Regions from separate parts of the Mus musculus genome. Here region 1 is linked to region 2. Evidence: chromatin loops called from intact Hi-C (ENCODE). Cell type or tissue: heart. All regions are shown on one strand. Links, peaks and the distances in the headings refer to the core of each region. The heading gives the core; the rest is flanking DNA.

Evidence for each region. Hi-C counts contacts between places; a loop is a spot of excess contacts. Peaks named below come from ENCODE experiments on the same cell type or tissue, not always from the same donor. Only the 100,000 strongest peaks of a DNase experiment are listed, where the experiment ranks them.
Region 1: a loop joins it to region 2, with 3 times the contacts of the local background. A loop is called at or near these places in 24 of 42 quality-filtered maps.

Annotation. Positions count from the first base shown.
Region 1 is chr11:80,296,122-80,307,820 of GRCm38, forward strand. Rhbdl3 (rhomboid like 3) reads left to right here and starts at 4,791. Exons shown (of 9, transcript NM_139228.3): 1 at 4,791-5,150; 2 at 6,543-6,566. The coding sequence starts at 5,040. In heart, for the core only: CTCF peaks have their summits at 5,708 (motif pointing right) and 7,825 (motif pointing right); DNase peaks (open chromatin) are centred at 4,730, 5,750 and 6,690; H3K4me3 peaks cover 2,722 bases; H3K27ac peaks cover 1,262 bases; H3K27me3 peaks cover 4,757 bases.
Region 2 is chr11:80,345,578-80,357,276 of GRCm38, forward strand. Rhbdl3 (rhomboid like 3) reads left to right here. Exons shown (of 9, transcript NM_139228.3): 8 at 1,249-1,309; 9 at 7,835-10,409. The coding sequence ends at 8,106. Among named protein-coding and RNA genes, the nearest start is that of 5730455P16Rik, 27 kb to the right of the region's middle. In heart, for the core only: CTCF peaks have their summits at 6,431 (motif pointing left) and 9,430; DNase peaks (open chromatin) are centred at 6,404 and 9,464; H3K27me3 peaks cover 858 bases.

The DNA.
Region 1 (11,699 bases), core at 2,371-10,370, 49 kb before region 2:
CCACTAAGCTCTTTTCTGTCAAGGTCTGCCTCTTGCTTTACCACAGCCGTTCCCTCCATGCAGGAACCCTCTACCCTCGATCCCAAAGCTGCCCCGTTCCCAGGTTCATCTCTACAGTACTCCCCGTCAAGTTTGAGCCGTTCTCCCCAGTGCCGTGACTTGGATAATTAAATCCCTCAAAGGTCCATGGATTCAAGGCTTGATCCCAGCTTGGAGCTTCCCTGGAACTTTAGGCAGGTCGGTACGTCCTTGGGGCTTGGTCTCTGATGGCAGGAGCCCATTCTTCCTTTCTTGTTCTTCAGGCATTAGGGATGCAGTTTTATGCCACATACCCTGCAACATCAGGCTGCCTTACCACACAGCCCCAAAGCAATCGATCGGATCAATCATGGGCCTCCACACATGTGGGCCAGCAAACCTTCCCCACCTGCCTGCTTTCGAAGACAGTCACTGTCTCACTAAGCTTTGGCTTGCCTGGAATTTACTACGTAGACCAGGCTGGCCTTAAACTCATAGAGATCTGCCTGCTTCTGACTCTGGGATCAAAGGTATGTGCACCACCACACCAGCTAAACTTTTGTTCTTTATGAGGTATTTGTGTCAGATAATTTGTTACACTGGCAGAAAGTTGATTTTGTTCTTGGTTATTTTATTTTTTTGTTGGGAACTTCAAAGAGGTCATGGAGCTATGGGTACAGCGTAGTAATCAAGGACTTGCCTAGCATGGATAAACTCCAGGGCTTGACCACACACACACACACACACACACACACACACACACACACACACCACACTACACACACATAAACATGCATACACACATACATGTATACACACATATATATTATGTATATATATATACACACACCATACACACATATGTACACATAAATATATACACATACATGCATACACATATACACACACATATACATATACCACACACATACACATGGAGACATATGCATGCACACACATGTGTGTGCACACACACACAAAGATAATAAAGGTCAATGAGACTAGACTCATGCATGATCTCGACTTATGTACAGTATGCTCCCAGGACCTCTGGCATGACTGAAAGTGACCATTCTTTCTGTCTTTATCAGAATGTTTGAGTGCTCTGGGTGCCTTGTGTTGGAATGAGACTAAAGCTACTAAAGCTACCAAATAGTCAGATCTTTTTTGGTCTTGTTTTTTGAGAGAATTTCTCCGTGTAGCCCTGGCTGACCTAGAACTTACTCTGTAGACCAGGCTAGCTTTGGATTCACAGAGATATGCCTGCCTCTGCCTCCAGAAGGCTGGGATTAAAGGCTTGGGCCACCACCACCAGATCATTATCTCTTGAAGGTTCTAGGTTTGGCTGCAGGCTACAGGTCCCATGTGCTGGGGGACATGCTCCGTAGCTGCAGATTCCCCGGGGGTTAAGAGATGAATCAGGTTGTCTGGTGAAGCTGGGCATTCCTGAGGATACGGGACAGAGGGTAGACTCCGGAATGCAGAGATTGGGTGCTACTGATGCTCTTAATGGTTGCCAAGTCTAAGTGGTCACTTCCTGAAGGGCTGACTCCTAGGGAGAGCCCAGGATCCTTTCCCAGTAGGTTTGGGAGAACAGTGATGATGTTGAGCGCCTGTGCCTAGGGCAGGAAACAGCTCTCTGAGGTCCTTCTTCCTTTTGTTCTAACTGCTGATACTCATGCGACCTCTGGACCTCAGTCAGAAGGACTTATTTATTTATTATCGTATGTGTGTGGATGTTTTGCCTGCATGTGTGTCTGTGTATCATGTGTGTGCAGAGCCCATGGAGGCCAGAAGAGGGTGTGAGATCATCTGAGACTGGAGTTGCAGATTTGACTAGGAGTCAAATCTTAGTCCCCTGGGAGCGCAGCCAGTGTTGCAGAACCATCTCTCTCCAGACCTTTTTTATTTAGATATGAATGAGATGAAGTCTTTTTTTTAAGATTTTTTCAAAATTTATTTAATGTGAGTGCTCTGCTGCTTATACATCCGCCTGCTTGAAGGGGGCATCAGATCTCCCTATAGATGGTTGCTGGGAACTGAACTCAGGCCCTCTGGAAGAACAGCCAGTGAGTCAGGCTCTTAACTGCTGAGCCATCTCACCAACCCAGAGATGAAGTCTTACATCCAGGCCTGGTGGGCAAATCTATTATCCCAACTCCTTGGGAGAATGAGATAGGAAGACTCACAAGTTCAAGGCCAACCTTAGCAACTTAATTTGACATACTCTCAAAATAAAAGTGAAGAGAGGGGGGCTGGTGAGATGGCTCAGTGAGTAAGAGCACCCCACCCGACTGCTCTTCTCTTCCGAAGGTCCAGAGTTCAAATCCCAGCAACCACATGGTGGCTCACAACCATCTGTAACAAGACGCCCTCTTCTGGTGTGTCTGAAGACAGCTACAGTGTACTTACATATAATAAATAAATAAATCTTTAAAAAAAAAGTGAAGAGAGAAAAGGAAGAGGAAAGAGAGGGAATATGGGGGTTGTATTGCCCTGGCCTCTAATACAGGACATCATAAGGATTCAAATAATCCCCCTGTTTCAGCCTCCCAAGTGGCTGGGTCTAAAGGCTCCTGCTGCTGCATCAGTCTAGGAGGGATCTTTTCAAGTGTTACTGTCTTCTGTAACAGTATCAGTGTTCTTCTGTGTCTCCTGCTGCCCTTAGGATGGAATCCAAACTCCATTCTCAGGAAACTAGCAGCCCTCTCTCTCACGCCTCCCCTCAGGCTGGACTCTTCTATTGATGCTGGTGTAGTTTGATTTCCAACCATGCCAAATCCCTTGCAGTTCCCCTTCCACTCTGCACGCTGTCCCCTCTGCCTGAATTGCTGTGTCTCCTGCTACAGGGCTATGGAAGTGCTTCCTTTGGGAAGACCTCCTGGATCCACCAGGGCCCCTCCTCTTCCTTTCAGGCTGTAGGACTCCTGAGTTTCTGTGGAACCCAAGATTTGTTGAACATGGCTGTGTGCCCCACCCCACCTCCACACACACACCAAGATAAACCACTTATAGAGGACAGGGCTTGTCTTTCGCTCATCCATGTACCCTCAGAGATCTCCCCTAGTGTTTAATAAGAGCTCAACAAATGTTCAGCAATGGGAAGGTAACTTCCCCATGAGGGGGTGACTGAGTTGGATCTGTTGCTAAGAGCTGTCCCTGGGCTAGAGAAGAGAAAGCTTGTGAGGACTAGCTGGGGGGGAGGGGGGTGTGTCAGTGGATGCTGGACATCTCTGCAGAGTGGCCTTCTCTTCCACGCACCTGTCTCTTTCCAATCCCCCTGTAACCAGGCTTTCAGAACCAGCTCTTTCCCAAAGGTCTGAATGTAACAGAGCCAGCACTGCTCATGTTATGTCCAGCCAACGGTAGCAGGGGAGGTAGAGACAGGGTCCCTGGCCCTCAGGGCCCCAGCAGTTGCTTATCCTAATAGGCTTTTTTATCAGAAAGAATTCAGCCTCTCTTCTGTCCCCTGAAGGCAGTTTTCAAAAAAATCACACCCCCATGCAGACAGTTTTATTTACAAGGAAATCTTGGCAGGATCTTGACTTGTTAGTAGAGTAGAGATGGGGGAGGGGTGGCAAGAAACAAAAATAGTTGGAATGATCACACTTTCTGAAACCGAGATGAAAATTGGTGTCTGTTGCAAACTCACCTAATTAGGATGGAACTGATTTCCTTCTGGGTTTAAGAGGAGTAGTCAGTGCTGGGCGAGATGGTCACAGGTTGGATCCTGGGTTTGCACGATGTGGTTACATTTGCGTTATGAAAATGAAGGTGTTAATTGCAACTTCTGATAATAATAATAATCCTTTGGACGTCGAGAGGGGTAATGATGATGCGGAGAGGTTGAAGGGCTTTGGTTCTGTATGTAGGCTGCCGGAGGAGCGGGGGTGGGGGTGTGTGTGGGTGTGGGGAGTGTGGGAGGGGGAGGGGCGGCTGAACCAGGACTGAGCCCCTGAGCCTCCCTTGAGGAGCATCTACCCCAGCCCGGGCACTGGCACAAATTATAGTTAGGTGGGAAGATCGCTTTTCCCACAGGTACTCTGTCTCCCATTTTTCTTCTTTAAACATCCTTTAGTACTTTGCTAACTTCATTCCTGGTTTTTAGTTTTAGTTTTTTGTTTTTGTTCCCCACCACCCCCACCCCCACCCCCGGCCAGCTCTCCCCCCACCCCGCAATCCCTCCCCGGCACTCCACCCCTCCGCTCCTGTCTGGCAGGGCACTACTTTCCTGGATTTAACATGGTCGAGAAACCTGAAGATAGCATACAGCTCTAGATGGAGAGGTAGGGCAAAGGTTAGGATTTAGGGTCCCAAACCACCTGACCTTTCTCTCATCTCTAGGCTTTCCCAGACCTCCCAGAATCCAAGACCACAGCGAACAGAGAGAGGTCTTAAGGGTGGCTGGTGGAATCCAATTTTCACATCTCACTCTCAATTCAGTCCTATTTAACCCTGACATGGCCAACTTCGTGAGAACCTCGCTTCTGCCTCCGTCACACAATCTGCTGCTTCCAAGTGATGGTTAACCCGGTGCTGAGCTGAGCAGGCTGAGGGCAACGCAGTCCCCATCTCCGGGCGGGAGGAGCGGCGGCTTGTCGCTCGCCTCCCGGCAGCCAGCCCTCCCTCTTTCCCTCCCTCCCTCCCCGCGGGCGGCCTGGGGGGGCGGGGGCCCCGCGAGCAGCCCCGCCCCCGCCGCGCGCCACCCCGGAGGAGTCCGTGGGGAGGAGGAGGCTCGCGCGCAGAGCGGGGGCCGCGCGGAGCGGGAAGGAGCGCGGGGAGCGGTAGGGCCCGGCTGGCCCAAGGGCGCCCTGCCTCGGGCCCGCGACAGAGGCCAAGAAGTTTGGCGGCTAGGGGCCCAGCGCCCCGGGTCGCGGGGGCCGCAGTGAGGGCGGTGGGGAGAGCAGAACCATGGGAGCGAGCGCGGAGGCGGCGAGGGGCGCAGCTAGCTCCTGGAGCAGCACGGCCGCGGCGGCGCAAAGTTAGCCCGGCGCCCCGGGACGAGCGCCGCAGTCTGGGCCATGGGCGAGCACCCCAGCCCCGGCCCCGCAGTGGCCGCCTGCGCGGAGGCTGAGCGCATCGAGGAGCTGGAGCCCGAGGCCGAGGAGCGACTGCCCGCCGCGCCAGAAGACGTGAGTGCCCCCTCCTGTGTCCCTCAAACTTTCTGGGGGGCGCCACGCGGGGAGACGCCACTGCCTCAGCTCCCTACCCCGCAGACAACTTAGAGGCTTCAAGGTTATGTCACCGGAGCGTCCGGGATGAGTCGGGGGTCCCCGAGGGTAGGAGAGATAGGTCTCCCCCAAATGCAAGCGCGCGCTCCCCACCCCGCTCGGGTTCCCGCGGCTTCACTGCGGGACACAGCCCGGGCCACTGCGCCGGGAACCTGTCGGCTGCCGAGCCCCCTCCCCGCGGCTGGTGCAGTGCCCGGGACACGGCGTTTTCCTGCAGAGGCGGCCGCGTCACTGTAGTGACTTCCCCTCCCCTCCCCTCAGCGACCTGCGGACTCTGCAAGCCCGGGGAAGGAACCGGCGCCGCAGATGCCCAGTCTCTGATCAGCGCAGACCGCTCTGGAGACCCCTTCTCGGCTGCCAGATTAGCTCCCGCCGGCGTCAGTCCGGTCGCGACACTGATTGAAATTCAAACTGATCTCAGTCCCTGAACCCAGCCAGAGCTAGCTGGGTCGAAATGCTCCCAGCAGGGGGCTCAGGAGTCCCTGACCACCTCGGTGCCAGGAACGGTCCCCTGGGGCAGGGTAGGGAGGGGTTACTCCAGAGGGCTTTCCTGCCATCTGCCGCTTAGATCTCTTGTCTGCTGTCCTGGGAGGCGAGGCAGGATCTGGAAAGCCCCGGGTGCTTGAGTTGATGAAACTACTCCCTCTCGGCACCCTGCCTCGGACCTGTCCCTCCTTCAGAGTAAAATTAAACCAGAAACCCCAGCCTACGAAACCACAGCCAGCAAATCTGAATGGGCCGGGAGTCTAACATCTCTCGGGTTTGCGTAACTAAACCTGTCACTTTGTCCTGGCCCTAACTCCTGAGAGAGTCTTCTGTATTCAGTACTTGCACTCAGTCTTGGAAGCATATTGGGGAACACACACACACACACACACACACACACACACACACAGAGTGCTCAAGCAGGGGCGAGTCTCCTGAGCAGAGTCCTCCAACAGACAAGGTCTGAAGGTGTACTCCGGGAGTAGATGTGGACGTGACCTTTCCGTAGCAGAAGTTATCAGAAACCCGGAGACACGGTTGGGAATCGTCCTTGTTCTCATTCCAGCATCTGACTGTGTTCCCCCCCCCCAAAAAAAAACACCCCATTCCCACACCGTACTGTGCGAGTTCTGCCTTCGCTCACACGGGGACTTTTCAGGTTTCATCTGGGGGGCCCCTGAACCTGATTCTGACTGCTGGGCAACAGCTGGGAGGTGATGTCAGAAACCTCAGGGGTCTACAGAAACCTTGGTGATAAGTGCCTTTCTTTCTCTTCTTCCTCTCCCGCATGGCCTCCCTCTCTACCAGCACTGGAAAGTCCTGTTTGAAAAGGTATGTGAGCAGTTAAATACCTTTCTTCTTCCCAGCCCTGCCTGAAACCGGTCTCAGTCTTCCTGCTTGACTGCGTGGGCTTTCCTAGCTCAGTGCTCCGGAGATGGTGACGTGCTATGGAGGCGTGGCTTAATACATCTAGGGCGGAGCCACACGGTGCTCTGGGTATCCGGAGACAGCAGTAGGCTCCCTAGAGAGAAATCGTTCATCCCTACAAATTCTTCTTGCACCATGGCTGGGCTTACGCCACCCAGAGATTGGACAACTTGTATTAAAGTTTTCGCTATGCAAGAGGAGAGGATTGCAGTGGGAGGCTGGGGGGAGGTGGGGGAAGGGGCATAAAAGAATCATTTGGCTCCTTTTCTGCTCCTATTATAAAAAATGCTTTGCCCCAGTAACATGAAATCTCTGTCTTCCTTGGGGAGGAGGATCTACTCACAAAATGGGCTCTTCCGAAGGCTGATCTTGTGTCTCGTTCTGCAGTGGGGATGGGCCAGTGCTGGGCAGTTACAAATGAAAAGTAGGATGTGGTCATTTGCAGCGCCTGGAGGAGAGGGGTGAGGAGTTGGTGAGGTTAGAAATGCCAAGTGTTGGGTTCTTTTCAGCTTGGTACTTGGGTTCTGCTAGATTGCCTCTCCATGCTTGAATATAGTCCAGGAGAAGTGACAGGAAGGTGCCAGTGTTGGTGGATTCTGAACACTTAAGTCACAAGCCAGAGTAGCTGTGACATGAAGTTGTGCAACTTTAAGAGATGTTTAAGCCAGGCATGCTGGCACACATCTGCAGTGCCTGCATTTGGGAGCTAAATTAAGCAGGACAGTCAGGAACTCGAGGCCATCCTTGGCTATCCTTGCCTCTGAGGCTTGCCTGGAATAGTGAATGGGGGTGGGGGGGGGTCCACAGTTGAAAAGGCATCTTGATCAAGACCTTTGTTTTAGGTGGGAACATTTTCAAGAGCTTTTGCTTGTGTGTGTGTGTGTGTGTGTGTGTGTGTGTGTGTGTGTGTGTGTGTTGTTGGTTCCCCCCCCCCCTTTGGTTTTCCGAGACAGGGTTTCTCTGTGTAGCCCTGGCTGTCCTGGCACTCACTCTGTAGACCAGGCTGGCCTTGAACGCAGAAATCCACCTGCCTCTGCCTCCCAAGTGCTGGGATTAAAGGCGTATGCCACCACTGCCTGACTTGCTTGTGTTTTAATGTGTATGGGTGTTTTGATTGTCTGTGCACAATATTATCGCAGTGCCTTCAGAGGCCAGAAGAGGGCATCAGATCCCTGAGACTGGAGTTACTGGTGGTTGTGAGCTGCCCTGGGGGTACTGGAAACAGAACCTGGATCCTCTAGAAGAGCAAACATTTCTTTTAATCAGTAAACCATCTCTCCAGCCCCCTCCCATCCTTTAAAGCAAGGTTGTTGTAGGACCCAGGAGATACTTAGATGCTGTAATAGTGGGAGAGGTGATGTGGGATAAGTCAAGCAGCTCCTATGACCAGCTTTCCAGTCAGTATATAGAAAGAAGAGATCTCTTTTGGCTTGTGGTTTTGGATATTCTTAGGGGAGCAGGGTTCGAGACAGGAGACAGGGTTTCTCTGTGTAGCCCTGGCTGTCCTGGAACTCACTTTGTAGACCAGGCTGGCCTCAAACTCAGATCTACCTACCTCTATTTCCCCAGTGCTGGGATTAAAGGCACTCGCCACTGCCCAGATGGTTTTAGATATTCTAACCTATCATTGGATGCCCCTCCCCCAGCAAGGAAGCAAACCAAAGCAGTGAAAGCCGTTAGCCTCATGACTATGGGGCAAAGAGAGGGAAGAGACTGGAACCCCATGGCCCCCTTCCAGACATCCACAGTCACCTAGAGGCTTCTTATCAGACCCAAACTCACATTTCTCCCACTTCCCAATAGCTCCAAGTTAGGGATCAAACCTTTAACAAGTGTCCCTTTGAAGGTGACAATGAGGTTGGAAAGGAGATACAGTTATAGGAAAATAGGAAGATATTAATAGACCCAGTTAGCTGAGGGGAACCACATTCCCAAATGAGATTCTAAACTTGAGGGGAGAAGAAAAGGTTGAGTTGGGGGTTGGCAAAAAAACAGCAGCTTTGGTTACACACAAGTTTAATGTGGGGACCCGGCCAAACGCGCTTGCCCCATGGGACTGAACATGTGGGCTCATGGGGAAAGAGCCTGGGTGAGGATCTTAGGGGATGTCATCCTTGATGCCTGGCTCCCATCCTGAGGGCCACCTACTCTCCGTCTGGTGCTTAGGAATCCCAGCTGCCGGGCTGACACCTCGAAGCAGGAGGGACCCATGGTCTGCCACCGTTACTCTTGTTACCAGGCTGCCAGCCCTTCGCACCTCCTGCCAGATTTAGAATAAGAAGCTAGAACAGCGTGTGCCGTGTTTGTGTTTCCCTTCCTTGGTGCCTGCCTTCACATTTCCTTCGCCGGTTTCTCTGTGTGTTCGTGTGTGTGTGTGTGTGTGTGTGTGTGTGTGTGTGATTACATCTTTAAAAACAAGCCATTTGGGTGAATGGAGGAGGACTTCCAGTGGGAGGCACAAGCGGCTGAAGGGCAGCTCCAAGCAGAGGGTGTGTGCCAGCCGCCAGCCGCAACATCCAACTGGAGGCGAGTCTTGGGCATTCCATGGAGAGGCCCACACAGAGATCATCCCAGGCTGGGGAATGCAGCTCAGTGGGAGAGCGCTCGCCGAGCAAGTGCGCACAAGGCCCTGGGCTAAGTTCTCAGCATTGAAGAAATAGAAATAAATAAAAAAATAAAAGAGAAACCCATCAATCACTCCGACAGGCAAAATGAGTTCTAGGAAAGCAGCCACCAGGTCGCACTCTGGGCCATTTTTTTTTCCTCTTAAAGTAAGTTCTGTCTGATTTGTTTCTTTACTTAAGATTTATTTTATTTTAATACACATGGTTGCTTTGCATGCATGTCTGTGTGCAGTGCCCATAGAGTCCAGAAGAGGGTATTGGATCCCCTGGAACTGGAGTTACAGACAATTTGAGCTGCTGTGTGGGTGCTGGGAGTTGGACCCAGGTCCTCTATAAGAGCAGCCAGTTCTCTTAACAGCTGGTGAATCATGGGAAAGGAAGCTTGGCTGGAAATGGCAGGTAGGCTTATCAGGTGGACAACCCTGATAGGCTAAACTAGATAGTAAGTTAGTGAGATGTGACGCCTGTCACAGCCCGTGTGATCCATGAATTCATCTTCCAAGGGCTGTCAGTGGAGATGCTAGGGTCAGAGCCTGGACCATGACAACCCTAGCAAGCTAGACTTGACCATGCATCCTCTTTAGGTCAATTAAGCAGACACAATACAAAAGCAGAGAAGGGGATTTATTCAATGTGGCCACCGTGGGAAGAGCAGTAAAGAGATCTAGTGACCCCCCCAGAGTCCATCTTCTGTGCAGACATGGCATTTGGGTTTCAGAGTTAACAGCACAAGAACTACTCACAGCTAAGCCATCGTGGTTGAGATGTGTGTGGCCCCTGCTTCTGCACCATCTTTGTCCCACTGTAGTCTCCCCAACAAGTGTTCTGACTAGCTGTGAGAACTGTCTTCCTCACTGTTCTATTGCTGTGAAGAGACACCATGGCCACAGCAACTCTTATGAAGGAAAGCATTTAACTGGGGCTGGCTCACAGTTTCAGAGGGTCTGTCCATTAGTTGTCATGTGAGAAGCATGTGCCACATGCTGGCAGACTTGATGCTGGAGCGGTAGCTGAGAGTTCCAGATGTGGATCCACAGGCAGGAGGAAGAGAGACGCTAGGCCTGGCTTGAGCATTTGAAACCCTAAAGCCCATCCCCCAGTTACACACTTCCTCCAGTAAGGTCACATCTCCTAATAGTGCCACTCCCTGGTGACCAAGCATTCAAATCTATGAGCCTATAGGGTCATTTTCATTCAAACCACTATTTAGTAAGTTCCCTATCTCGCTGGCACCGGGCTTCAGCCTTTTCCTTCTCCCAGTGAGACTCCTGGGGAAAACTGACCTAGTTAGAGTTACTATTGCTGTGATGAAACACCATGACCCAACATAACTTGGGGAGGAAAGGGTTTATTTGGCTTGCACATCCATATCGCTGTTCATCATTGTAGGAAGTCAGGACAGGTGGAAACCTGGAGGCAGGAGCTGATGTAGAGGCCGTGGAGGGGTGCAGGCTTGCTCTCTCTAGCTTGCTCAGCCTGCTTTCTTATAGAACCCAGGACCACATGCCCATAGGTGGCCCCACCTGCAATGGGCTGGGCCCTCCCCCGTCAATCATGAATTAAGAAAGTCCCCTATAGGCTTGCCCACAGCCCAGTCTTATGGAGGCATTTTCTCAATTGAGGCTCCCTCCTCTCTGATGACTCTAGCTTGTGTCAAGTTGACATCAGACCAGCCAGCACAGGAACGATTGTTTCGGTAGATATTCAAAGGGAAGGGTACAGAGTTCTTTTTAGAAGAGCTTCGTGCCTGCTAGGATAGTTACAGAGGCATTGGAACCTGGAGCCACCGGGGCAGGGCGTGCCTTCTTTCCCATTCCTGGGTCAGGGGGACACCAGTGGTCCTCTGTCTCCAGGGTGTTGGAGGTGGAATTAGCTCTGCTCTTCATGCCCTGCCGTTCTTTAATATACAGGGAAGCCTTGACCAGTGTGAAGCTAACTGACCCCCAAGGGTGAGAAGTCACCATGTTAGCCTTGGCAGTTAGTGGCTACCCTTCAAGTAAATGACCAGATGTCTTCTGGGATTGGTGGTGAGGAGATCAGGTGACCCTGGTCTTTTGGAAGCTTCTCTGTCCCCACTGTCCTGGCTTTTGTCTGGTGTGCTCACAGTGATATAGCAGATTCATTCTGCCACTCCTGCCTCACACAAAAATCACCACAGGGAGGAAGCTGGCAGGCTGTTAGCTTGTGTTCCGCACGTCCTGGTTCATTTTCTACTTGGACTTCCCTGTAAGGGAATTGTCTTTTTATTTTAGAGGCCGATCTTGATGTTTTTTCCTAAATATTTAAATAGGTTTTTAAGTTATCGGGCCAGTGAGATGGCTCAGCTGGAAAAGGCACTGGTGTTCAAGACTAAGGTCCTGAGTTCAAATCTTAGGACCCATGTTGTAAAAAGGAGTGAAGTGACTGCCAACAC
Region 2 (11,699 bases), core at 2,103-10,102:
TCTTTATCTTAAGAAAATGAAACTCAGGGGCTGGTGAGATTGCTCAGCGGTTAAGAGCGCCGGCTGCTCTCCCAGAGGTCCCGAGTTCAAGTCCCAGCAACTACACAGTGGCTCACAACCATCTGTAATGGGATCCAATGCCCTCTTCTGGTGTGTCTGAAGACAGTGACAGTGTACCCACATACATGAAATAAATAAATCTTTTTAAAAAAAGAAACTGAAACTCTTAGAAGTTATGGCTTGTTCACAGCATTAAGACAGAATACTTCCAGCAAGTTCTGATTAAGAAAAAGGAAATTTTCTCTGCAGTTTTTCCAAGGCTTGCTTCTTCCACTTCCCTACTACTTGGGGCCCCTGTGAAGTTTACAATGTCCTGGAGCAGGGCCTGGGACAGCCAATGGGGCAGACTGAATGGATGGGAGGGAACCAAAGTCCCTGGCTATGCCTAGTTTCCTCTTTAGCCAGGCAGAGCCCAGGCTCACCTCCACTGTGTGTGCATGCGTCTGTGTAAGTGGAATTGTGCTTTGAGTGCTCCGCAGAGGAGCCCCTCAGAAGAACCCCACGGAGGAGTCTTTTGTACAAAGAAAAATCCTTTTGTAAGGTGAATAATTGTATTCTGTTTATTTGCTCTGGAGGCTTAGGGTTTTTTGAGATTTTCTGGGGAGAGAGAGGCCTGTTTGAAGGCCATCTGGCCACTCCTCTGCTCGAGCTCACGCCTCAGGTGCTGAAGCCTCATTTGGTACCTCAGTGACAAGAAACCCATGATCCACACAGCAGGCCCTTAGGTTTGTGCATGTTAGAGATGGACTTGTCTGGAACACAAGCAGTGTTTGCACATTGTCGTGGCTCAGCTTGAGACTCGACCACAGTGAACGTGACCCCTCCTGGGTTGGAGGGTTGGAGGCTCCTGTGGTCCTCACTCATTCTTCACGGGCATGATTCTTACCCTGATGGTTCCAGGTTGACCCTGCTAGGTGTCCTGTTCCACATTTCTTGTCTCCCAGGGGCCACAGCAAAGAGTCCAGATCTCAAGGAGTTCACTGTCGGAGGTGGATCTACATGCTGTGTAGACCTGGGATAATCTCACCATTGTCGGAAATCTTAAAGCCATGCTGGAATGGTCTATCCCTAAGCCCTAGCCCTCACTCAGCACTTCCTGGAGTGGCTTCTTTTCAAGTCTTTTCAAGTCTCTTACCTAAGGGGTGGGGTCTGATCCCAAACTGACAGAACTCTCTCCCTTTCCTCTAGAACTGGTCAGGCATGAAGTGCCAGTTCAAGCTGCTGCGGATGGCTGTGGCCTTGATCTGTAGTGAGTATGGCTGAGCCTTCAGGGACGGGTGAGGGGGATGTGTGTGGAGGGGAGAGGGGGATGTGTGTGGAGGAGTGAGGGGGATGTGTGTGGAGGGGTGAGGGGGACTGTGTGGAGGAGTGAGGGGGATGTGTGTGGAGGGGTGAGGGGGACTGTGTGGAGGGGTGAGGGGGATGTGTGTGGAGGAGTGAGGGGGATGTGTGTGGAGGGGTGAGGGGGACTGTGTGGAGGAGTGAGGGGGATGTGTGTGGAGGGGTGAGGGGGACTGTGTGGAGGGGTGAGGGGGATGTGTGTGTACAGGCTCTGTCCTTACCCTTCAAGAGCCGGTAGTAAAGTGAGGCCTATCAGTAATGTGGCCACAGCAGGGACGTTCTGAGAAAACCTTTCTCTTCATATTGCTTGATACTTCTTAACCTTTTTTTGTTTTGTTTTTTGAGAGAGGGCCTTATGTAGTCCATGTTGGCCTTGAACTCACTAAATAGCCAAGGATGGCCTTGAACTTTTGATCCGTCTTTCTTCACTTCTCACATGCTGGGATTTAGGCTTCTGTCACCGCACTGGTTTTTCTATGGAGCTAGGATTTGTGTGTCCTGGGCAAGCACTCTACCAACTGAACCACATCACCCAGACCCTTCCTAAATTTTAAAAAATGGTTTTTATTTCATGTATATGTATGTGTTGTCTGTCTGTATGTCTGTGAACCACATCTATGTCTTGTGCCCAAGGAGGTCAGAATAGGACATCAAATCCCCTAGAACTGGAGTAATAGAAAGTTAGGAGCCGTCATGTAGGTGCTGGGAATTGAACCTGGGTCCTCTGCAATAGCAACAGATACTCTTCACCACTGAGCCGTCTCTCACAGCCTCACTTCTTAAACTTTTTTTATAGACATGCCTTTAACCCCAGTCCCTGGGAGGCAGAGACAGACAGACAGATCTACAGAGCTAGTTCCAGAATAGCTAGGGCTACAGAGAGAAACCTTCTCTCCAAATCCAAACCAAACCAAAAACCAAACAACAACAACATCAAGAGCAGCATACTTGTAACGGCTAAGCTATCTCTCCAGCTCCAAGAGGATTGAGTTTTGAGGCCAACTTGGACTACTAAAATATTATCTTCAGGCTGCTCTCCAGCCCCCCCCCCCCACTTCTGCCAAAAACAAAACAAAAAGAAATGCTTTCCATTTTAGTAGAGTCACAGACCGTAGTGACACCTATGTGCAGCTTGTGCTGGGACCTTAGTCAGGACAGGTCATTTGTACTGGCTGAGAAGCCTAAACATAAAGACTAGCTGTATTCAGCAACTGACCAAGTGTAAGAGGATATGTAAGCTTTGTGGTTCACACCTTTAATCCCAGCACATGATAGGCTAAGGGAAGTGGAACTCTGTAAATACAAGGCTACTGTGGTCCACATAACCAATTCCAGGTCAGTCATATATAGTGAGGCTCTGTAGAGCTGGTCTTTACTACTTTGTGGGTTCTTTTTCCCACGCTCCCTGGTTTCCTCCTGTCCCCTATTGTTTTTTTAAACAAAATAAATTATTTTAATCAAATATTGCAGAATATTTGATCATACTGTGAACCCAGAGATTGTGTTATTTACTAGAAAAACCTGTTTCTAGTGGTGTGGCTCAGCCTTTAGCATACTCCTTTAATCCCAAACAATGAAGGTAAAGTTAGTTTGTAGAAGGAAGCACCTATGTTTAAAAGCGATGTCTAATTGAGCATCAGACAAAGTGATGAATCAGAGAAAGATTTGACAGAAGAGGATCTGCCCAACTCCCCTGAGAAGAGAAGAAAGAGAGGCTACTTAAGGGAGAGCATCACTGAGAAAAAGAGAGAGGAGACAGTTTAACCAGGGACAGCTGTTCTGAGACAGGTTGCAGAGAAACAAGCTAGACACAGGTGAAGACATAATGAGCTAGAGAATGAAAAGGTGCCAGAAGATTAGAACAGGTTGCTAGGGGCTGGAGAGATGGCTCAGCGGTTAAGAGCACTGGCTGCTTTTTCCAGAGGTCCTGAGTTCAATTCCCAGCAACCACATGGTGGCTCACAACCATCTGTAATGGGATCTGACGCCTTCTTCCAGTGTGTCTGAAGACAGCTACAGTGAACTCATATAATTAAATTTAAAATAAATAAATCCTAAAAGAAATAAAAAAGAGCAGATTGCTAGAGGGCTGGAGAGATGGCTCAGCGGTTAAGAGCACTGGCTGCTTTTTTCCAGAGGTCCTGAGTTCAATTCCCAGCAACCACATGGTGGCTCACAACCATCTGTAATGGGATCTGACTCCTTCTTCTAGTGTGTCTGAAGACAGCTACAGTGAACTCATATAATTAAATTTAAAATAAATAAATCCTAAAAAAATAAAAAAGAGCAGATTGCTAGAGGGCTGGAGAGATGGCTTAGTGGTTAAAAGCCCTGACTGCTCTTCTGAAGGTCCTGAGTTCAAATCTCAGCAACCACATGGTGGCTCACAACCATCTGTAATGAGATCTGATACCCTCTTCTGGGGTGTCTGAAGACAGCTACAGTGTACTTACATATAATAATAAATAAATCTTTGGGCCAGAGATTAGCAGAGGTCCTGAGTTCAATTCCCAGCAACCACATGATGGCTCACAACCATCTGTACATCTACAGTGTACTGCATAAAATAAATAATAATAAAAAGGAACAGATTGCTAGAGCAGAGCAAAGAGTCTGTCTCGAGAGAGAGAGAGAGAGAGAGAGAGAGAGAGAGAGAAAGAGAGAGAGAGAGCAATTAATCAGCTTGGAGAGGAGTTTGAGCCAGGACAGCTGAGTTGAACTGGCCAGAGTTCAGAAAGAAGTAGAAAGAAAGTTTATTTGACAGTAAATCTCAGAGGCTGAAAACACTCTAAGCCTAGATAAGATTGTGTGGAGGCTAAAGTTTCCAGATTAGCAGATGGAGGTAGCCTTGGAGATGACAGGTGAATGAAAGATACTTTTGCATCCTATCTCTAGATAGGAGAAAAAGATGGATGGAGAGAGAGAGAGAGAGAGAGAGAGAGTGAGAGAGAGAGAACCCTGAATTTGAATCTAATTTTGTCTTGTTTCTTCTTTGAGCATGACTACAACAAACCACAACCAACCCTCCTCTCAGGGCTATATCAGGAATATATCATTTATATACCCTCGGAAACATTCCCAGAATTCCAAATGCCATACAACCGCAGAAACTATCTGCAGCGGTCAAAACCACACCTCTGCTAGAGCGTGAGGCAAATTATAGTCAGCTGCTGTGAACAGTCCAAAGCAACCCCCATTCCTACACCTGAGAATAAAACAGAAACACTTTCTAATATCAGTATTGTGTGTTTTATATGTAGTTTATTTTTATTGTATGTGCATTGGTGTTCTGCCTGCTTGTGTGTCTGTGTGAGGCATTAGATCCCTGGAACAGGAGTTACAGACAGAGGTGAGCTGCCATGTAGGTGCTGGGAATTAAACCTGGGTCCTCTGGAAGAACAGCCAGTGCTTTTTAACCACTGAACCATCTCTCCGGCCTTTCTTGTTTTGTTTGTTTGTTTGTTTGTTGTTTAAGAAACCAAAATTACAACTCTGTCTAAAAAGGTGGGGAGGGTGACAGTATGCCTGGCAGAGGTGACACAAGAATAGGCCTTAGTAGGCAAATGATCATGGCAGGAAAAACTGGGGCTTGGGACTGTGTGTACTTGTGAGAAGAAATAAAGCCAACGAGATCATAGGAGTTAGGTGATGGTGATCTTAAAGGCAAAGGCAGAAACCTCCATCCTGATACATACACTGAGAGGCCACGGAAGGCTTACCACAGGAGAGAGGCTGAAGGATATGACAGAGAGACATAGCTGCATTATGATGTCAAAAAATGGATTGAGGGGTTAGAGAGATGGCGTGGTGGTTAAGAGCACTTGCTTTGAAAGTAGGTGGATCTGAGTTCAAATCCCTACCACCCATGTAAGAAAAGCCAAGCATAGTAAGTATACTTGCCTGTAATCCTAGCATAGGGGCTGGCCAGCCAGCTTATTCTAAACAGTGAGCTGCAAGATTCAGGTTCAATTAGAGACCCCATTTTTAAAAACAAAAAGGGGGTGGGGTAGAGGGGCTAGAGAGATGGCTCAAGGGTTAAGAGCATTTGCTATTCTTGCAGAGGACCTGGGTTCAGTTCCAAGCACGCACACAACAGCTCACAACTATCTGTAACTCCATTTCCAGGGTATATGACACCCTCTTCTGGCATCTGTCTTAGGGTTTCATTGCTGTGTAGAGACACCATGACCAAGGCAACTCTTATAAAGGCCAACATTTAATTTGGGCTGGCTTACACTTTCAGAGGTTTAGTCCATTATCATTATGGCAGGAAGCATGGCAGCATCCAGGCAGGTGTAGTGTTGGAGGAGCTGAGAGCTCTACATCTTGATCAGAAGGAAACTATCTTCTGAAGGCAGGCAGAAGGAGGGTCTCTTCTTCCTTGGGTGGAGTTTGAACATTAGGTGCCCTCAAAGCCCGCCTACACAGTGACACACTTCTTCCAATAAGGCCACACCTCCTGAGCCAGGCAGTGGTGGCACACGCCTTTAATCCCAGCACTTGGGAGGCAGAGGCAGGCAGATTTCTGAGTTCGAGGCCAGCCTGGTCTACAGAGTGAGTTCCAGGACAGCCAGGGCTATACAGGGAAACCCTGTCTCAAAAAAAAAAAAAAACAAAACAAAACAAAAAAAAACAAAAAAAAACAAAAACAAAAAAACAAAAACAAAAAAAAACAAAATAAAAAACCAACTTTTTCTGGGGCTGGAGAGATGGCTCAGTGGTTAAGAGCACTCACTGCTCTTCCAGAACGTCCCAAGTTCAATTCCCAGCACCCACATATAAGCCCACACCTGTCTGTCTGATGTCCTCTGGTGTGCAGATATACAGACATGCAAAGTACCCAAATACATACATACATACATACACCTTTTTTTCCAATGATAAAAGCTGACACAGTGATGGAGGGGTGGAATCCATCATCTTTCACACTGTTTTTCTTAACTGGCTCCAGGAATAAGCTCAGCAGGAAAATGCCACCAGGTTGGCATGGCTGAGCCAGGCCCCACTGCTCCTTTTCCCCCCTCTGCTGGCTGTCCTTGGAATTGCAGCTCTTTCTGAAGACACCTAGCAATCTATGGTTTAAGGTGGAAAGAGGCACTCTGGTACAAGAAGTGGTACAACATTGCCGTCAAAGGGCTGTCTTTTAATCTGCCAGACTTGCCTTGGTTTGCCAGTCTGTAAAATAAGGATAATACCTTCTCTCTCAGGGACCAAAGAGATGGCTCAGTGGTTAAGAGTGCTGGCTGTTCTCCCAGAGCACCGAAGTTCAGGTTTCAGAATCCACACTGGGCAGCTCCCACAGACCTGTAATTCCAGCTCCAGCTCCAGGAGTTATGATGTGCTATTCTGACCTTAGCAACACACACACATACACACACACACACACTACACACGCATACACACAACGCACACGTGATGAAAACTTAAAAAGCAAAAAAAAAAAAAAAAAAAAAAATGTACTCTCAGCCTGACTTTATGGTCCATGTCTTTAATCCCAGGACCGGGGAGACAGATCTCTGTGAATTCAAGGACAGCCTTGACTACATTGAGTTTTAAGATATCTAGAACTCCATAGTAAGGCCCCATGTTGGAAAGAGGAAGGAAGGAAGGAAGGAAGGAAGGAAGGAAGGAAGGAAGGAAGGAAGCCAGGCAGGCAGGCAGGCAGTCTGTCCTTTTACCATGACTTGAGTACTGGGACACAGGATGGCACTATTGCCCAGCCCTGAAGTTCACAAAGGGAAGCACTGGTCCGTAGTGAAAGTGGAGCCTAGACTTAGCGCTCTTCCTTCTTTATCCTCATTCCCTCTCCATCCCTTTCTCCTGAGCACAAAGGTACTGGCTCTCAGGATTTTCTGGAGGTTTCTAAGTAACACGTGGAAACAATCTACAGAGTGTCATGTTCGGCGCACACAGAAGTTGTTGGCCATGTTCTACCTGTGCAGCCAGGCTCACCAATGCTGAGCCATTATACCAGTGGACAGATGAAAAAAAAATGTCCCGGCAATGTAGCATGACCACAGAGATACCAGGGCCTTCGGACAGAGCTGTGCCTTTCTTAGGGTCTCCTAGCAGAACTCCTCTCAACATTCAGGTGACAGGCCAAACATCTTCTCTTGAGACGCCCTGTCTGACATTTCCTCAAGAGGCCCTCTTGGGGATGCCCTGCCTTGTGCCCAGCTTGGATTTTTCTATTGTTTTTTTTTTGCCTCATTCCTGAAACTCTCAATGAAATGGCCTTGTGAGTGTAATTAATTGATGATTTATCGCCAAGCCCCATAGACTCTTGAGATAGTTTTGTCTCCCTGATTGCTGCCCTTGGCCTCATGACAGTGAATGAGTTAATGGACGCTGGGTGGCCAACCTGTGTGCCGGATCTCTCCCCAGCCCCTGCCGGGACCATGCTATGATGTGTCTCTGTCTCCTCCCTTTGCAGTGAGTATGGAGTTCGGAAGGGCTGTATGGCTCCGTTTCCACCCATCGGCTTATCCCCCGTGCCCCCACCCAAGCTTTGTGGCACACTTGGGTGGCGTGGCCGTGGGCATCACCCTGGGCGTGGTGGTTCTCAGAAATTACGAGCAGAGGCTGCAGGACCAGTCGCTGTGGTGGATCTTTGTGACCATGTACACCATCTTCGTGCTGTTTGCTGTCTTCTGGAACATCTTTGCCTACACACTGCTGGACTTGAAGCTGCCACCCGCCCCCTAAGGGACCAGAGGTCCAAGGCAGGGCGGGGAAACAGAAGCATCCCGAGAAAGTACCTGCATCTGCTTCTCATCTCCAATTCAGTGAAAGCAGGGAGAACCGGAGACTGTTGGAGCTGGGGGGTGCGTGTTGCTTTGAAAGGATGGTGGGGAGATGGATGTGGCTGCTGTCATCTTTCTAGGCTGGTCTGATGATATGGAGTCATGGGTAAGGTCTGAGGCAGGGTAAGAGTGGCTGTCCCTGTGGCTTGGGCTTGTCCCATGCATTCCCTCTCACTGCCACAGAGTGAGCAAATAGCCCTCTTCCCTAGTCTCCACCTGGAGAGACACAGAGAAGTTCTGAGGATAGCCACAGCCAGGCTTGCCACGGCCCAGAGGTGACTGTAGGCTAGGCCACATTCTCTTTGCAGCTCAAGGTCTGGTGCTCTGGCAATGGATGTGATGGCTTTGATCCGGGGGAGCCCAGAGCAAGCCAGGCTCCAGTCCTGTCAGTGGTGCTATGGCATTGCTCCTAGGGCTGGGCAGGGAGATGCTATAAGCTCCAGGCCTTTTTCTTGCCCTAGGGGAGGGCCCTGTGCTGAGGTAATGACTTTCTTCATCCCAGGTTCCCCCAAGAGAGTTCCAGGACGGTTTCTTCTTCCTGCCTGTAGTCACGAGTCAGCATTCCAGACCATCGCTCTGCATCCATGCCCTATCTGGACTGTGGGGTCTCTTCTTTCCTTTCTACTGCCCTGACCCTACTTTGTGCCTCTCTCTTTGGGTGTGGAGACAGGGTTTTGTGTGTGTGTGTGTGTGTGTGTGTGTGTGTGTGTGTGTGTGTGCAATGTCAGGCAAGTCAGAAGCTGCAGAGGGAAGAAGTGGGAGACAATGTACACAAGAGGATATCTACAGGGGATTTCTGGAATGGGTAGCAGCAGTGTGCTCTCCAGTGCTCGCTCAGTGGCCTTGCCTTTAGCATCATGCACCCCCTTTCCCATCTTGCCCTCCCAAACACCTGCTGAGCACCACTGACTGGTGGAAAAACTGTCGAGCTAGAGGGAAGACCAAAGCACTACCAGACATTTGAGAGAAAACTCTCAGCTGTATTCTTCTGGTTCTCTTGGGGGTAGCTTTTGTGTCTGTACTGCCGCCTGTAGAAGGAAGTCTTTGGGATGAAAGAAAGCCCAGGACAGTGATACTGTGGCCATCTCTCCATGTGAATTAGTGGGACAAGAAGCTGTAGTAAAATATATTTTGGTGGAAAACGTAGCCTCTGAGAAGAATTGGGGAAGCTTGGGTGAGGGAATGTCCCCAGTGAGAGCAGCTGAGGGTTAGATGGCTCCATCTACAGGGACTTGGAAGTACTCTTACAGGGAAGTGAGATTGGGGGGCGTGGCCTTGTGCTGTCCATACCCCAGCAGCCTGGGATGCCACATCAGGTGTTTGGCAAGGTAACTGTAGACTCAGAGCCCAGTGCCTCTGCTCCTCTGAGACAGTCTACTCAGGCTGGCACGAGACGCTTCTGGGGACCCTAAGTGGAGGCTGTGAGGCAGGTGACCTTTATAGGGACTTTCAGCCCCTGGGATAAGGAACCACAGGTCTGAGATTGGAGGGAGGCAGGAGGATGAGAACTGCTCCTGGTCCTCTCACCATCCCAGCAATACCTCCCAGCTCATCTCCATTCTCCTGAGTCCCTCAGCCCTTCCTCTCTCCAATGTGGCCACCCATCAGGGCTGGGAGTCACTCCTCATGCTGGAGGCTGTAGGTTGGCCTCAAAGGCTGGGGAATCCCCAAACAGCAGCTATGTAGACTAGCTTGCATTTAAAGGGGAGAAGACTCATGGAAACCAGACAAGGGAAAACGGGCTTTCAAAAAAAGAGGAATTTCTCTTTAATGATACCATTCATCACTTGATTTTTTTTTTTTTAATTAGGAGAAGCTCCCTAACCGGGCTCTTTAAATTCTGCATTTCCATGTGAACCATTCTTGCCTAGAGCATTAGTGGAGGCATCGCTCACCGAACCCAGATCTTCCTCTAGTGTCCAATTCAGTTTGCAGATAATGAGGTTTACCCAGTGCTGTGTGCTTCCCAGGGCTGGCTGCAAATCGTTGACTCTCCTCTGCCTTAAAAACAGTGCCCGTCAGTGAGCTGCCCTCCCAGGACTAAGTGAAAATCAAAACACTAGCCGCGACGTTGGTTTCTAGATATTTTTGTATTGTGTACATTCTGTATATTTTTGTTGTAACATATTATTTGAGCACAGATTCCATTAAAGATTTTTTTAAGCTGTTGGTTATTCAGGGAGTGACCTCAAGGGCTGCCATGCTACCTGCTTTGCCTGTGTCTGGTTCATGGTGGGTGGGGAGAGTGAAAACGGGCAGTGGTGGGTGGGTGGCTCTGGCACTGGTGGTTGGCACTGTCTTCCTTAACCTTCTCAGAGTGGTTGGTGAACACTGAAGGTTCTTTCCATGAAAACACACCCACTGGGCTGGAGAGATGGCTCAGCGGTTAAGAGAACCGACTGCTCTTCCTGAGTTCAAATCCCAGCAACCACATGGTGCCTCACAACCATCTGTAATGTGATCTGATGTCCTCTTCTAGTGTGTCTGAAGACAGCTACAATGTACTTACATATAATAAATAAATAAATCTTAAAAAAAAAAAAAAAAGAAAGAAAAGAAAAAAAGAAAACACCCACATAGGTCGCTTCCCGGACAGTTTTCGAGGTGGGTGCCAGCAGATAGAGAGGAGTCTCAGCCCCCTGTCCCCTCAGGCCTATTTTTCCCTTCCATTCATCTAGTTCTAAGTACCTCCCTCCAAGTCGCTCTAGGGATGGACAGTTGGCCACAGAATGAAGAAATGACAAATACGTGGATTCAAGAATGGAAAATCTGGGATTGAGTGGATGTGGATGGAGAAGCCCCAGCCCTGCCCCACGAGCTCAAAGTGTTTATATATACTGTTGGACAGGCAACTCAGGTTGTGGTATCCAGATGAACAGGAAGGCAAGTGTAGCTAACCTCGTAGACACAGTCTCTGTAGGGACGCAGTCTTCAGGCCATAAACATGTGGAGGGGCAAAATTACGGTAGACATTCTCTGCACACTATCTATATTCACACACAGACCAGAGGAAACCTTTCCCATCTCTCCAAGTCTCTTCCAGGGAAGGCATTGCTGCTCCTGTGGGGATGACACACTGGGGTCTTTGACATGGCCTTGTCTTTGTCAACAACACATCTACTCAGGAATATATATATATATATATATATGTATATATATATATATATATATATATATATATACACATACACATATATACATACATGTGTGTATATATATGTGTGCATGTATATATGGTATGTGTATATATCTTAATATACTATACATAATATTATTTATTATGTAAAATATATATTATGTATTATATATACCATACATTTTTAAGATTTATTTTATTTATATGAGTGCACTGTAGCTGTCTTCAGACACACCAGAAGAGGGCTTCAGATCCCTTTTATAGATGGTTGGAAGCCACCATGTGGTTGCTGGGAATTGAATTCAGGACCTCTGGAAGAGGAGTCAGTGCTCTTAACTGCTGAGCCATCTCTCCAGTTC